2 separate regions of the Homo sapiens genome follow, and region 2 is linked to region 1. The links are chromatin loops, found by intact Hi-C in ENCODE. Cell type or tissue: sigmoid colon. All regions are shown on one strand.

Region 1 (8,000 bases):
CCTACTGCCTAGTAGCTTGACAACTGGTGGTGTCCCCACAAGTTAGGGAAAAGACTCCCAGCCACTCCTTGAGATGGGTGCCTGGGATCCCCCTTACTGCCTCAAGCTCCCATGGACCTGTGGGCGGGGAGTTAAATCCCTGTTCCATCTCGCCTGTTCCCAGAGTTTGAGGACTTTCACCCTGTCCAGTTCCCAGGGAAGGTGATGTGGGAGATGAATATTGAGATTTGTGCCGTGTCTTTCAGTCTCTGGTACCCCTGCCAAGCAAGAGTTGAGGGCATGCAATGGGCTGCCCAGCTTTGAGACCAGTGGCAAGGAAGGGCTGGTTGGGGCTCAAGTCTCAGCAGGTGTGTGTGGGGGGCCGGGACCTTTGCTCCTCCATTCGACCCCCACCCTGAACTCTCAGCAGCAACTCCAGGAGCTCTTGCCCCCCTGGAGGGAGGGGAGGCTCTGACCGCTGGGCTTCCATCCGCTGGCACTGGAGGAGTGGAGGGAGAGGGAGAGCTTTGGTGAGGGTCTGAGAGGAGGAGGTTCTTGAGAGGATCAAGGGTTGGTATGGGGAGGCATATAGGAAACCTGTGAAGGCGATGGGGTGCCTAGGGAGAAACAGGAGTAGAGCCCCAAAGAGAACAGGGGCCAAGAGACCAGGAGGCCTGGGTTTGCCTCCTGGGGGGATGTCTTACCTGGTGACTGAGGATAGTGCTGTAAAGCTGTTCTCTGTCCTCGAGAGGACGGAGTGGGGCAGGGGCTAGGCTTGAGGGGTTTTGGGGGGTGTAGAAGGTGGCCCTCTGCTCCTCCAGGCGGCGGGACTGGGCTTCAGCCACCAGGTCCAGAAGGAGTTCAGTCTGCAGGGAGAGCAGGGAGGCCGAGCGGGGTCCCAGGGCTGGGGAGAGGGGTGTGGAGGGCTCAGAGACCCAGAGAGGTTGGCAGACAGGAGCCGTGGGGGAGTGTGGACAGGGTGACGTGATTAGGGACTTTGGATCAGAGGAGAGGGGGTGCAATGGGGAATCCCAAGGGGAGTCTGGAGGAGGTGGGGAGAGGGCCCACAATGGAGTGGGCCTTGGTAATGGGGTCAGGATGTGGGCACTAGGGTCGGGGCTCTCCCTGGGTGGGTAGGGGTACCTGTGTGGCGGGTCCCTGGAGGAGGAGGGGATGGAGGAGCAGATCGCCAAGGCCGAGTGGTGGAGTTTGGAGGGGGCCAGCCTTCCTCATCCTGAGGGGGGCCCTGATGCCAAAATATGTCCATTCTAGTCAAGCAGTGGTGGTTGAAGCGGGAGGAGTGGACAGGGGGCTAGGCCAGTGGCCCGTTTCCTCTCTGTGTGTCTCTGTTCCTGCCTCAGTTTGCCCAAGCCTTTCAAGGCCCCTGTGTCCCTACATTTCTGCCCCAGGTCCTCTCACCTCCCTTCTTTCCCAGTGTCAGCCTCCCCAACCCCGTGCCCAGCTCACCTGCTCACCATCCTCTTCTTCCTGGGGTCTCTCAGCCTCCATCCCCTAGAGGGGAGAAACTGGTGGGGGAGGGGTGGCTGGGATTTGGGAGGAGGGCTGGAACCTTGGGTTCCTGAGGGGAGTGGGGGCTGGAAGGGGTGGGGGTGAGCTGGGGGCTGGATGCCTGGGTACTGAGCAGGAAGCTGGGTTCCTGGTCAGCCCCCCCACGGGCCCCGCCCATCCCTGTCAACTTCCTCCATTCTCTTCCCACCCAAACAGCTTGTTCAGTCTCTCTCGCCCCAGGGCAGCACTGAGACTGGGAAAAACTCCTCCAGCTGCAGGAGTGGAGGGGGCTCATGGTGGGGAAGGACTCCTGGCGGTCTCATCTCCAGAGCCTCAGTAGTCCCCTAATCCCTGGCTCTGCTCCCTCCACCCCACCTCCTCTTCTGCTCTTTCTGTCAACACAGGAACTAGCTACACAGGAAGTGGTTTCACTCCTCAGAATCCCCCTCCCCCCAGCCAGGTCCCTTCCCTCCCTAAGATAGACCCTGGTGTAGGATTTGGCCCTCCCGATCTTCCCTCTTACTTACCGGGACTGGGAGGGGCATGGTTCCAGTGGGAAGTGGAGGATTCAGATCCAGGGATGTGGAGCTCTCAAATATATACATAAAACCCTAGCACCGGGTCCAACACATAGTAAGTATTCAATATATATGTATTGAATAATCATCCCTGACCTCTAGGTATTTAAAATCTATTCAGGAGATGGCCGGCTGCGGTGGCTCACACCTGTAATCCTAGCACTTCGGGAGGCTGAGGCGGGTGGATTGCCTGAGCTCAGGAGTTGGAGACCAGCCTGGGGAACATGGTGAAACCCCATCTTTACTAAAATACAAAAAATTAGCTGGGCGTGGCCACATGCGCCTGTAATCCCAGCTACTCAGGAGGTTGAGGCAGGAGAATTGCTTGAACCCGGGAGGCGGAGGTTGCGGTGAACTGAGATTGTGCCACTGCGCTCCAGCCTAGGTGACAGAGCGAGACTCCGTCTCCAAAATAAAATAAAATAAAAAATACACTCTATTCAGGAGACAAGATGTGTACCAAATAGAGTACGGGAAGGGTTCATTTTGGAAACTTATAGTTTAGTGCAGACAAGGGGCAGGGGAAATTTTATTTTGGGCATAAGAGATATAGATATGGAACAATGAGAGGCTGAGGTAGGAAGATTGCTTGAGCCCAGGAGGTTGTGGCTGCAGTGAGCCATTTGTGCCACTGCACTCCAGGCTGGGCAACAGAGCAATACCCTGTTTCAGAAAAAGAAAGAAATGAAATGAAATTGAAAAGGGAGAGGACTACCTCTCTGGCTTGGTCTTTGATCAATGCTAATCAGGCTGGTTGGCATCAAGGAAGGAGCAGGGCAGACAACCATTTGGTACCTCTAAATGGCAACCTGTCATGTTAGGGAGTTTATAGCTGAGTGATTTGGAATGTGAAATGTGATGAAGAGATCTGGTCCTGCCGCTTATTCCTTGCAATCTTGGGCAGATCTCTGTGCCTCAATTTCTGAGTGAAATAGGGTTTTAATAGCACCTACTTCATAGGGTTGATGTATTAATAATGTAATGAAGCACTTGATGCATAGTGAATACTTAATAAACTGTAGATATTATTGGCTTTCAAAATGCCTCATGACTCCATGTTTCAAACCTAGCAACATATTGCTGCAAGGTGGACAAAGTTTCAAGATACTCTCTCCATCTACTTGACTTGTGGCCTTAGGAATCTCCTAAGTGGCCATAAGTAAAAGCCCTAGGATGAGGGACAAAGTGTGTGCATCATCTAGTGCAGTGGTCTCCTACCTTTTTGGCACCAGGGAAGAGTTTCGTGGAAGACAATTATTCCATGGTCGGTGGCGACGGAGGGCTGGTTTCAGGATGAAACTGTTCCACCCCAGATCATTAGGCATTAGATTCCCGTAAGAAGCGAGAAACTTAGATCCCTTGCATGCACAGTTCACAATAGGGTTCGAGTTCCTATGAGAATTTAATGCTTATGCTGATCTGACAGGAGGTGGAGCTTGGGCAGTAATGCTTGCTCACCTCCTGCTGTGTGGCCCAGTTCCTAAGAGGCCATGGACCAGTACCAGTCTGTGGCCCAAGGGTTGGGGACCCCTGACCTAGTGTGTGCGGTTTCTCCCTTGGCTACTAGATTCTTGCTTTCAGATAATACCCTAAATTATCATAGGGCCCCTAAATATACTTATTCTTGCTTTTAAACTATACTTACATCCTCCATCCAATCCAAATGCTGAGCCAAAAGCACAAAATGCTGACATTATGCAGTCACTCCCATCTTTTTTCCCATTCTTCTCCCCAATTCCTCCAAAAAAAGGTAACACTTCAAATCAGCTTTATTATGGGTGACAGATTTAGGGTTCTTAAATAGCGATAGCAGTGGCTAGAAGAAGCGCTTCATCCCCACAGTGGAGTTCTTTGTTGTGAGGGGAGGGAATGCAAGGAGTCATCAGCGGGGGTGGCCCTTGGCCACTTTTCAGCACCTACACAGTGCCTGGCACATAGTAGGTGCCCAATAAATATTTGTCAGCCATTTGTGGGCAGTGGGGACAATGGATCATAGGGGCACCCTTTGGAAACCATATATAGGAAAGAACATCTTACATCCCATATGCCTGCAATTCTTGGTTCCAACTTAGGGGTATTTCCACTCCACTCTGCCCTCCTGTGGCCTGTCTTATTTTCTGGAGGAGGACTGGGCCTGCCTCATCCTAGCATCTTAAACCCTCTTTCCAGAGCTGCAGCTTCTCCACGTGGAAGATGTCTGCTCTGGTGGGCATACATTCATTTTAGGAGAGAAACTAAACTCACAACCCTTCATTTTGGGGGATCCATCTTAAAACCAGGAAGGCCTTCCAGCCTGCCTTTTAATGGGTAATCATTTTTGGAATTCCTCCCTACCATGTATTCTTCTATTTTTTACCCTCTCCTCCTTGGTTTATGGGCATTTCTTGGAGGGCTGGGGGACCACAGTCAAGTTGAGGTGATCCCCGCTCCGGGGACGGAGTAAGGCAAGGAGGCGGGATCGGAATGTTGGAGGCAGAACCGCAAGCTCCCAGGGCCACCCAATCACAGGGCCAGTCATCCGTTGAGACCCTGCCTCCGCGCCCGGCAGCCACTCCGTATCTTCCTCGCATTATCGCAGGGTTGGGCCGAGGCCCGCGCATGCCTGCAGAAAACCTACGGCCGCGAGGGGTCGGGCCTCCTCCTGCTCCTACTCCCGAGAGGCTCCGGCAATGAGAATAGGCCCCGCCCCCCCGCGCAGCCAAGTCTACGGACCAAGTCCGAGCCTGCAGACAAGCTCCGCCCCCACGAGGGCCTGCTCCGGCTGACAGCGTCCGGCAGCGCGGCAGAGCCCCGCCCCCATGCGGGGGCACGCTTACTGACACCGTCCGTGCGCGCGGGAAGGGCCCAGCCTCGCGGCCCGGCGTGGCTTTGTGACGGGCCTCTGGTGGCCCAGCCCCTTCCAGCAGCGTCAGCAGATCCCAGTGGTTACGTTGGTGAGCGACGTCCGCCGGCGCTAGCCCAGCCTGGTCCCGCAGCTCTCGGGCTGCCCCCAGCCCCAGCAGTAGCTGGGCTACTTCCACCGCTCCTTCCCGCGCCGCCAGGAATAGCGGCGTCTGCTCCTGTACAGAAGAGCCAGGGCCGATATCAGGGAAGGCCACGCCCACAGGACTGGGCCTTTCTGCCTTCACTTGCGCGACCACTGGCCCCTATCCCTTCAGGCTTTGCGGGTTACCGCACTTTCCATCTCTCGTGCGCCTGACTGTTTTGTGGGAAGCCCTCTGTCCCATCTAACCCTGTTGTCCTGGGCATCTTTATCGGCTCCGGCCTGGAGAAGCGAGCGGGCGGCTCGGGCGTTGTTCACGGCAGCAGCCCAGTGCAGCGCAGTTTTCCCTAGGGGACGACGTGGGAGGTTGTTACCCCAGTTGGGGGCCAGACGCCTGGGTTCCGGTTTCCCACGGGTTCTGGCCTTGGGGGAAGGGCTATTCGGGCCGGCTGGTCCCTCAAAGGCGGGAAGCGTTGCCCAGGAGACCACCGGCCTGCAGGAAGTGTTGCCCTGGTGACGTCACCAGTGCGCGGGAGGGACAATGGGGCATTGTTCTGGGGTCGGTGAGACCGGGAGACAGTCTCCCCCCACGAGATTCCCCCCCCTTTCCACAGACACTGTGTTCCATGCCAGTTCCCCAGTAAGCTGGAGCGGAGGGCCAGTGTGGTGTTGAGGGTGGGAGTTGGGGGGGGAAACTCACGCGGCCCGTACTTCCACCGCATCTCAGATTGACCGCCGTAACAGCAGGATGAGAGGGAATGCCCCTCTGCTGCACCTATATTTTGCACGCTATCTCCCACCCCATCTGCTCAACTTCTCTATAGCATACATCACCCCTTCCTCTACATACCCCATTTATCTCTGGCCCCCACGTCTGCTTGGGCTGCAATCAGTTCTTCAACCAGGTCTTCCACCGCCAGCCTGGCAGCCAGCATCAAGGGTGTGGTCCCGTCCTCTGTGCGAGCGTCCACTGCAGTTTGTCTGCTACGGAGCAGAAGCTGGGGAGACAGAGGGCCAGTGACCCCTGGGGTACCTTGGACTGCCAACTCGAGTTCCTTACACTATTAACCCCACTCGCAATCCATATTCAGCCATCCTCCGCAGTTTCCCTGTCAGGTTCCCAATCACACCAATTTCCTCCTTGTCAAACTCTAGGGGATGCTTCTGTCCAGCTTTACTTGTAAGCTCGCCCCATTCCCTGTAGGGACCTCAGTGTGTGCTAACCTGGCAGACCTCCCGAGCATCAGCAGCCACAGCAGCATGAAGGGGTGTGCGCCCTGCCCGGTCTGGCTGGTTGGGGTTGGCTCCAGCCTCAAGGAGGCGGCGGGCAGCGGTTGGCCGGGAGAATCGGGCAGCCAGGTGCAGGGGGGTCTCCCCAGTGCCCACGGTGTGAGCCTGGGGACAGGCCCCTCCATCCAGCAGAGGTTCCCAGGGCTCAGGACATCCCAACCATGCCCCTTGGAAGGTCCCGGACTGTACTTCCCCACAGCAAACTGCTGACATCAGGGGTGTCACCCCATCTGTTGGTAAGACAGAGTAATGGGTCAATCTAAAGGACACAACAAGGGGGAAGGGACAACATGTAAGCTCAGAGAGAATCAAAACCTGAGGTGTTGGGAAGCTAAGTTCTGGCTCTGTGTGGCTTTAGCCAAGTGACTTTTCTGCTTTTCTCTGACTTCAGTTTCTTCCTCTGTAAAAGGAACCTGCAGCTTAATTCTCTGACATTCCAGGGCAGTGGTTTTCTCTTTTTTTTTTTTTTTTTTCTGAGACGGAGTCTCGCCCTGTCACCCAGGCTGGAGTGCAGTGGCGCGATCTCGGCTCACTGCAAGCTCCTCCTCCCAGGTTCACGCCATTCTCCTGCCTTAGCCTCCAGAGCAGCTGGGACTACAGGCTCCCGCCACCACGCCCGGCTAATTTTTTGTATTTTTAGTAGAGACGGGGTTTCACTGTGTTAGCCAGGATGGTCTCGATCTCCTGACCTTGTGATCCACCCGCCTTGGCCTCCCAAAGTGCTGGGATTACAGGCGTGAGCCACCACGCCCGGCCTAGCAGTGGTTTTCTCAAACGAGTCTGGATCAGATTCACCTGAAGGGCTTGTTAAAACAGATTGCCTAACATTTTAAATTCCTGAGTCAGTAGCTCTGTAGTGGAGCCCAATAATTTGCATTTCTGACAAATTCCCAGGTGATGCTGATTTTGCTGTCTGAGGACCACACTTTGAGAATCATTGTTCTAAGGCACTCAGTCTAAAATTATTTCCTCTAGTTCTGATATTAAAGGACTCTCTGATTCTAATAGGGTCAAAGGACTTTTTTTTTTTTTCTTGGTCTGGGTTGACTCACATACCAGGTCCACGGGTGTCCAGGTCAGGGGCTTCCATCTCAGATTCCTGGGGAGGAGTTAGCATGGCTGCCTGAGGGAGCGCCCCACAGCCACCACTCAGAGACCAGAGCTGGCACGTGGAGGGTGGGCCTGTTTCTTCAGCCTTTGGGTAACAGCAAGGATCAGTGAAGGTTGATTTGCCCTTTCATCCCTTCCATCACCTCCAGACCATTCTTGCCCCAGCCCTTTCACCTGGCCCACCTCCTCTCCCTCCTCAGGGCCTGAGCACATCACAACTCCATCCTCATCAACTTCTGCCTTTGGCTTCAGTGCCCTGGAAAGGAATGGGTGGGTAGAGGTTACACGGAATTATGACCATCAGGGTCTCCAAAATTTCCAGCAGGCTTCCCACCCCTCTCTCCTTCCCCTATCTTTGACTTCTGCAATAGTATTTCTTATCTTTTCTGATTGTAAATATCGCCATAGGAGAGACTCCCCTTCCTGAGCCTGGGTTTCTCCTCATTCTCACTTGAGACCAATGCTGTCCTCGCCTAGTGGGGGCCGGCGTCGGTGGGGAGCTGACTGAGTCCGAGGCCGTCGAGTGAAACCAGGGGGCAGCCAGAGAGCTC
Region 2 (8,000 bases), 220 kb before region 1:
CTGAAGTCTCTCTCAGCAGGAAGGGTGGTGGTTGTGAAGAATCAGGAGCATCACAACGCATTGGGAGTGATCCTACAGGTGAGGGTGATGGGAATTTGGACTCCAGAGGGTGGGAGGGAGCAAGCCCTCTCTCCATTTTCCCCACTTGGCCAGGGCAGGTTGCGTCATCATAGGGCCCTCATTTTCCCCTCTTGCCCTCCTTTTCACCCTCTCCCTTCCCATCACCACATCATGCTCACTCCTTCCTCCCACCACCCCAAGAAGTCTGCTCTGATCGCTTGACTTGGTTGCCCCTCTCTACTGGTGAGCTCTGCATGGTTGCTTCCTGATTCCTGCCCAAGGGTGGGTATCTGGTCTCTGCCTTTGATGTCTACTCATCACACCCCCCTCTCCTGGCCTCTCTGACCACCCCCAGGTCTCCTCGAACTCCACCAGCAGAGTATTCACAACCCTGGTCTTGTGTGATAAGCCCTTGTCCCAGGACCCACAGGACAGGGGGCCAGCCACTGCAGAGGTGCCCTATCCAGATGACCTCGTGGGATTCAAGCTGTTCCTGCCTGAAGGTGAGAGTGTGGCAGATGTCTGTTTTCTGCCAGCAGTATAAGCAGGATGCCTGGGTCCATGGCAATGTCTGCCCTGCTCTCCCCTTTTCACAGGGCCTTGTGACCACACCGTGGTCAAGCTCCAGCCAGGAGATATGGCTGCCATCACCACCAAGGTGCTCCGGGTGAATGGGGAGAAGATCTTGGAGGACTTCAGCAAGAGGCAGCAGCCAAAATTCAAGTCAGAGATGCTAGGGAGGCCCTTCTCCTCCAGAGGGGCACGTAGAGGCAGGGAGGGGCAGTGGTCTGGGAGTTTCCTCCAGCCTGAGGGAGACCATGAAGTGGTGGGGTTGTAGTGAGGGGGCTCCCCCAGCCTAAGGGAGACTGTGAAGTGGAGGTTGTAGTAAGAGGGCTTCCACAGCCTGAGGGAGGCTTCTGGGGGAGAGAAGATCTTACCCCAGATCTTAAGATCTGCTCCCTCTTCAGGAAGGATCCTCCCCTTGCAGCCGTGACCACTGCTGTCCAGGAACTGCTGCGTCTGGCTCAGGCCCACCCAGCCGGACCTCCCACCCTCGACCCTGTCAATGACCTGCAGCTCAAAGATATGTCAGTTGTAGAGGGTGGGCTCCGGGCCCGGAAGCTGGAGGAGCTGATCCAGGGGGCTCAGTGTGTACACAGCCCCCGTTTTCCTGCCCAGGTAGGACCCTGGGTGGTAACTCCCAAGCTGGGAGTAGGGGCTTTTCCTCTGTGGTCCCCTGTAGACTGACCGCCCCCATCTCAGCCCTTGTCCTCAGTGCACCCCTGCTAAGGGGCAAGGAGAAGGCTGACGGGTGGCTCTCTGCAGTACCTGAAGCTGCGGGAGCGAATGCAGATACAGAAGGAGATGGAGCGGCTGCGCTTCCTACTGTCGGATCAGTCATTGCTGCTGCTTCCTGAGTACCATCAGCGAGTAGAGGTGGGTGGGGCAGTGGTTGGGGCAGGGGGGCTAGGGGACAGCAGTGTGTCCAATGCCCACCCTTTTTCTTGCAGGTGCTCCGAACCCTGGGTTATGTGGACGAGGCGGGCACTGTGAAGCTGGCAGGGCGGGTGGCTTGTGCCATGAGCAGCCATGAGTTGCTCCTCACTGAGCTCATGTTTGACAATGCACTGAGCACCCTGCGGCCTGAGGAGATTGCTGCCTTGCTCTCTGGCCTGGTCTGCCAGAGCCCTGGGGACGCTGGGGATCAGCTCCCAAACACCCTCAAGCAGGTAGGGGACACCACCCCTTTCTCCCTGCCAGGGCTGTGGCATTCCTGACCTTCACCTTCAGGTAGTCCCCCAGGTGACCCCCTCCAGCCCTGTAAGTGCCCCAAGGATGGAAAATGGCTGCCTTCTTGATCTGGTCCTTCCCTGTCCTGGAGCAGGAAGGCAGGCCTTAACCTCTCCTTCTTTCCTGCAGGGAATAGAACGTGTCCGGGCTGTGGCCAAGCGGATTGGTGAGGTCCAGGTGGCTTGTGGCCTGAACCAGACGGTGGAGGAATTTGTGGGGGAGCTGAATTTTGGGCTGGTTGAGGTTGTATATGAGTGGGCCCGGGGCATGGTGAGTACCTGAGGTTTGGGATTTTGCAGACGGCTGGCTGGGGAGAACCTGCCCAGGCTGAGTGCATCCAGTCCTCACCCTACTTTCCCCACAGCCCTTCTCCGAGTTGGCAGGGCTCTCAGGGACCCCTGAGGGCCTGGTGGTCCGCTGCATTCAGCGCCTGGCTGAGATGTGTCGCTCACTGCGGGGGGCAGCCCGCCTGGTAGGAGAGCCTGTGCTGGGTGCCAAGATGGAGACAGCGGCTACCTTGCTACGGCGGGACATCGTATTTGCGGCCAGCCTCTACACCCAGTGAATGCCCCATGTAAAAACATGATGATAAAACAGCAAAGCACTGTTGTGTGCTTGAGTTGCTGGACAGGGATGACTCAGCTAAGAAGACAGCGAGAGAACCTCTTAGAAATATGCTTTTATTATCTGCACACAGAGATATGACTGCCTCCCTCTAAAGCATTACTATTTGGGAGAGGGAGTCTTGGGGGGTGATGGGAGGTCCTGAGTCATAGCTTCCACATACCATATGGGCAGGAAGGCGTAAGGTGCATCTTGGTGTACAGACACGGTGACTGGGCCGCCAGGCTCCCAAGAGAAGAGATGAACGAGCCTGGGGGGCAGATGGAGGCATCAGTTGAGGGCCAGAGGCTGGATCCTGGGATCCAGAGGGGAGGGACAGAGCTGAATGCCTCACCTGGGGTCATCCTGGACAACCGTGCTCTGGGCAAAGCTAAGGAAGGCGGCACAGAAGTTCATGCACACAGAGGGATTCCAGCCGTCACGGTCATTCTGGAGCAGGCAGAGGAGGAGGCAGAAGATGGGCAGTGGGGGTGGTGGGAGGAGAGAAGGCAGGCTGTTGCCCTGGATGCTAGACCTGTGGTCTTGGTGTTTGGGGATACGGGTGGGAGCTGCAACATCGTTCCCTTACCCTGACATATTCAAACATCTTCATGGTAGGAAAGGTCTTGAGGGAAGAGACAAAACCGTCTGGGTTACGGAAGCCAGCAACAACATTCGGGACCCCTGGGAGGAATGACTGAGCCCACCATTTCAGGAGCTTGTGTCTGACAGGAAAAGCAAGGGATCAGTGGGACCCCTCGTGCACCCTCCATTCTGCCTTCACCCTCCTCCCCAAGTCCCTTTCCCAGCCTTCAAGCCTAAGCTCTCGCCCTGCCCACCCCGATCCTGAACCTGTAGAAACTCCTCCATTGGCCAGGGCTGTGCATCTCCTTGGAGGTCTTGAGCTCCACATAGCAGGTTGGGGGCTGTGTGGATGGGGCTTGGGGGTCTGTGCAGTCTACCTCCCCTGAGAAGAGCAGAGGGTGGCTTCCCAGGCGGCTGCGTAGCACAGAGCAGAAGGCCACGTTGGTGTTAACCTCCCCAGAGGGGTCTGGGGAGCTTCCAGGTTTGTCTGCACAAGGAGAGAAGCAGCAGCAGGCGTGGGGGGCTCTCAACCTCTGGGAAGGGGAAGGGGGCTATGAAGCAGGGGCAACTCACCTGCACACATGTACTGCTCAAATTTGTATCCCATGTACATAAGCTCCCGGAGGAGCGGTGGCCGAGCAAGCCTCTGGGCCCGAGCGTTCGGTGTCTCCACTTCACTCAGGTATAGTGTTCCCTGGAACCGGGAGGCTGCCAGCTGCCAGCCCTCCTGCCGCTCATACGGTGTCGTCAGCAGTTTTGTCAGGTGCCCCCGCCACGTCACTATGGCCTCTGCCAGCCAGCCTGGACCCCTGAGAGGCAGGAGTTACAGGCTGAAGGTCTGACACAAGCATTAGTGAGATGCTCCCCTCGAAGAATAGTCTTGTTTCTTCTAAGGACTGATTCTCACCCCGGCTTTGGCTCTCCTAATTTTAGAGGGTAGGTACGGGTCTCCAGATATACTGCCTACCACGCTTTGCTCACCCCTCCAACCGGCCTCGGTGTTCCAGGAGCCAGCACAGCAGGTGGTCCAGCCTTTCCTGGACCTCCTCGTCCCGGGGCTGGTATCGATCCGGGTATCCGTCTCTGAGGTCAAAGTTGGGGCCTGGACCGTTAGTGGGGGGTGGGCTATAGTAGCGCAGGGCTCGGGCATCTCCATGGTACTGGCGTTGAGCATCCAGGGAGAAGCAGCCCAGTTCCGAAGGGCGCCGGTAGAAAGGAAAGGGCCCAGAGTAGAGGGCAGGGTCTGTGGGCAGAGAAGGTGCTGGACGAGGTAGTTTGTTCCGAGGCTCAGCTACCTCTGTCTTCTCAGCTCCTCTCTTGGTCCCCCTGGGATCCATGAGGTCCTAAGACAAGCAGGGGTACAGAGTTTCCATTCTACAGAGGAGGCCTGGAGAAGGATGACTGGTTTAGGACTAAGCGAGCCACCTGATCGCCAGGCTCTGGCCTTGAAACATTCAGGCCCCTCAGACGCCACCGCGGCCAAGCTCTCATCCTGCCTCTTTCCTTGCCCTTCACCCACCCTCCCTCCAGGTCCTCCAAATGCAGTGAGGTTAGGAAGGACGTCTGCGCTCAGATCAAGAATCCAGTTACCTCAAAGCTCCCCAACTTCCACCTCCGCAGAGCTATGACGTCATGGCAGGCACGCCAGAGGCCGAAGGATGCAAAAGTGGTTTTCTGCTTTCGATGATGCAATCATTCAGCGACAGTGGCGGGCAAACCCCTCCCGGGGCGGGGGAGGTGTGAGCTTCACGAAGGAGGTTGACACCAACGTGGCCACCGGCGCCCCTCCACGCCGCCAACGAGTCCCCGGGCGTGCGTGCCCTTGGAGGGAGCCAATCCGCGGCCGGCGTGGGGCCCGGCCTGGCGGAGGTGATGCTGGTATGTGCGTCGCCACCGCCCCTCCCAGCACTGACGGGCCTGAGGGACGACAAGTTGACGCTCCTTTCGTCATCACCTGGTCTAGGAGGGACGCCCGGGGAGACCGTACGTCACTGCTCTGCGCCGGAAGACCCTATTTTCAGGTTCTCTTCCCTCCATTCCTACCCCTTCCCCGGTACCATAAAATCCCGGGATATGAGCTGGAAGAGGCATCACCTGATCCCGGAGACCTTTGGAGTTAAGAGGCGGCGGAAGCGAGGGCCTGTGGAGTCGGATCCTCTTCGGGGTGAGCCAGGTAACCATGGCAACCCCGGGGGTGGGGCCTCGCTTCCGGTAGCCGAGAGTTTTGTTAGAACCGCGTCCCCGCCCCAGTTCCCTGTCCGTGAGCCGATTTATCTGCCCAGGGTCGGCGCGCGCGGCTGTCTCAGAACTCATGCAGCTGTTCCCGCGAGGCCTGTTTGAGGACGCGCTGCCGCCCATCGTGCTGAGGAGCCAGGTGTACAGCCTTGTGCCTGACAGGACCGTGGCCGACCGGCAGCTGGTGAGGGGCGTCGGTGCGACCGCCGGAAGCCCCTTTCCTAACTCCTGGAATTCCCTGTCACTCAGTCACTCCGCCAGCCGTTCAGCAAGCATTAGGCCTTTCAGGCGAGGGCACTGTGCCAGGCACTGGGGTGCCACAGAGACCCTGTTAAAAGTCCCGCAGGTAGTACAGGGCATTTCAAATCATGGAGGTAGAAGAACGAGGCTTTTGGGGAAACCGAGTCATGGGGCATGGTTCGAACATACAGCGCTGGGAGTGCAGTCAGACGTCAGATCATGACAGGCCTTGTACATCAGTGTTGTTTCCATCTTACACTGAGGCGATGGGCTGGTAGAGAATATCATAGAGAGAGGGAATGGTGTATTGGAGATAGTGGATGAGGCAGGGAGGTCAGCTAAGAAGATACTGCATCTGAGAAGTGGTGAAGGCCTAAATTAGGTCAGTGCAGTAGGGAGGGAGAGGAGAGTGAGGAAGAGGGAGGAGTCCAGGACAACTCAGACTTTCCAGATGACTGCGTGGCTGGTGGTATTAGGAGCACATTTAGTTGTTGGACTACAGATAATGTGTTTAATTTTATACAAGTTGAGTTGATGGTGCATGTGGAGCATCCAAAGACAAAGGTATTAGACAGTTGGATATGAGAGTTGGAGAGAATTCTGGGCCAGTGATAATAGAATTACAAGTCATGGAGGTGTGAATAGCAAGTGGTTAATTCTGTGATGTGGTGAGATCCAGTAGGAAGAGTGGGTAGAGGAGTGATTTCTAACCTTTTTGTAATCTTTAGAAGGTGATAAAAGCTATGGCTATCTCTCTCCAGAAAAATGCACGTTTGCCACATATACATAGGGTGTATGTATAGTTAGGGGGGAAATATTTTACTAATCCTGCGAGGTCCGTGGTTAAGGACTCCAGGTTTAGAGTGGAAGTTAATAGGGTCAAATCCACAATGCTGGGAAACACCATCATTTAAGGCAGTGTTACTGAATATATGAGCTGAGTTATTATGCCTGTGTCAAAATTACGTGGGCTGCTTGTTAAAAAAAATACAGGTTCCTGGGACTCATCCAAGGTTAATGAATTACGCTCTCTTGGGGCGGGATTTGGGACTCTACATTTTTGAACTGCCTCAAGTGCTTTTTAAGTGTGCCTTAAAATTTGAGATCCACTGACATAAAGGGAAAGCAGAAGAAGAGGAATCTGTGACAGAGGCAGAGAGGGACTTGCCTGAGTTAAGAGGAACCCAGAGGCCGGCGCGGTGGCTCACACCTGTAATCCCAGCACTTTGGGAGGCCGAGGTGGGTGGATCTCTTGAGCTCATGAGTTTGATACCAGCATGGGCAACATGACATAACCCCATCTCTACAAAAAATACAAAAATTAGCCAGGCGTGGTGGTACGCGCCTATAGAGCTACTGGGGAGGCTGAGGTGGGAGGATTGCTTGAGCTGGGGAGGCGGAGGTTGCAGTGAGCTGAGATAGCACCGCTGCACCCCACCCTGGGTGATAGAGCTAGACTTTGTCTCAAAAAAAAAAAAAAAAAAAGTAACCCAGGAAGAGGCCTACTGTGAAAGTAAAGAGATTTTTGAGAAAGTGAAGTAGTTGGCAGTATTAGAACCTGTGATTCAAGACAGTGGTCTAAGAAGAGGGAAGAGGTAAAGTAAAATATAAACTGAAATCTAGGCTGAGTGTGGTGGCTCATGCCTGTACTCCCACCACTTTGGGAGACTGAGGCAGGAGTATAGCTTGAAACCAAAAGTTTGAGACCAGCCTGGGCAACAAAGTGAGACCCCATCTTTACTAAATAACTGAGATCCCATCTCTACTAAATAAATAAATTAAAACACAAAAATTCTTAGCTGGGCATGGTGGTGTGCACCTATTGTTCTAGCTGTTTGGGAAGTTGAGGCAGAAGGAGTGCTTGAGCCCAGGAATTTGAGGCTGCAGTGAGCTATGATTGCACGACTGCACTCCAGGCTGGGTAACAGAGGGAGACCCTGTCTCTAAAAAAATGAAAACAACAACAAAAAAACCCAGAACTGAAATCTGTCCATTGGATTTAGCAGGTAGAAGGTTAATAGTGATCTTTCAAGAAAAGAGGAAAGAAAAGGAAGGCAGTCTAGCACTCACTTGAGGTGAGCTAGTCTCCCTGACTAGGTCTCCCGTGAGGAAGCATGCCAGATGGAACCACTCCTTAAGGAGTATTTGTTGATTTTAATGTATTGGTGTTAGCTTTTGTTTTTAAAAACCTTTAAAAGTTGCAGAATGAAAATATAAACATATATAATTTAAATGATGTTTATAAAGCAGATACCTATCTAGCCACTCCCTAGGTCAAACTATAGAATATGACCAGTATCCCACATATATCCCTCTCTGATCAAAATGTCTCTGATCAGAATGTCCCTGGGAGGTGACTGCTGTGGTCATTGTTGCCTTAGTTTTCCCTTTTTTTTTTTTTTTTTTGAGGTGGAGTGTCGCTCTGTTGCCCAGGCTGGAGTGCAGTGGTGTGATCTCAACTCACTGCAACCTCTGCCTCCTGGGTT

Evidence for each region. A loop is a pair of places that touch in the nucleus more often than their neighbours do. Peaks named below come from ENCODE experiments on the same cell type or tissue, not always from the same donor. Only the 100,000 strongest peaks of a DNase experiment are listed, where the experiment ranks them.
Region 2: a loop joins it to region 1, with 2.7 times the contacts of the local background. A loop is called at or near these places in 2 of 110 quality-filtered maps.

What each region holds. Positions count from the first base shown.
Region 1 is chr6:32,191,026-32,199,025 of GRCh38, forward strand. GPSM3 (G protein signaling modulator 3) reads right to left here and starts at 1,618. Exons shown (of 4, transcript NM_001276501.2): 1 at 1,447-1,618; 2 at 1,123-1,225; 3 at 684-883; 4 at 1-478. The coding sequence starts at 1,488. The coding sequence ends at 341. NOTCH4 (notch receptor 4) reads right to left here. Exons shown (of 30, transcript NM_004557.4): 24 at 7,901-8,000; 25 at 7,624-7,705; 26 at 7,396-7,534; 27 at 6,274-6,569; 28 at 5,900-6,047; 29 at 5,299-5,396; 30 at 3,818-5,125. The coding sequence ends at 4,412. RefSeq lists a silencer at 1-97 and enhancers at 4,563-5,343, 5,344-6,125, 6,126-6,906. In sigmoid colon, CTCF peaks have their summits at 4,131 (motif pointing left), 4,457 and 4,726 (motif pointing right); DNase peaks (open chromatin) are centred at 1,636, 4,746, 5,536, 5,986 and 4 weaker places; H3K4me3 peaks cover 4,392 bases; H3K27ac peaks cover 6,325 bases.
Region 2 is chr6:31,967,300-31,975,299 of GRCh38, forward strand. SKIC2 (SKI2 subunit of superkiller complex) reads left to right here. Exons shown (of 28, transcript NM_006929.5): 21 at 1-78; 22 at 416-563; 23 at 657-783; 24 at 1,029-1,239; 25 at 1,387-1,497; 26 at 1,572-1,790; 27 at 1,981-2,121; 28 at 2,216-2,452. The coding sequence ends at 2,416. It overlaps DXO (decapping exoribonuclease), which reads right to left and starts at 4,839. Exons shown (of 7, transcript NM_005510.4): 1 at 4,630-4,839; 2 at 4,021-4,382; 3 at 3,613-3,848; 4 at 3,307-3,526; 5 at 3,044-3,179; 6 at 2,810-2,904; 7 at 2,516-2,725. The coding sequence starts at 4,376. The coding sequence ends at 2,578. It overlaps WHR1 (winged helix repair factor 1), which reads left to right and starts at 5,064. Exons shown (of 7, transcript NM_004197.2): 1 at 5,064-5,212; 2 at 5,322-5,458. The coding sequence starts at 5,113. RefSeq lists an enhancer at 4,626-5,336. In sigmoid colon, no CTCF peak of the experiment used is centred here; DNase peaks (open chromatin) are centred at 2,182, 3,532, 4,152 and 4,962; H3K4me3 peaks cover 2,706 bases; H3K27ac peaks cover 2,726 bases.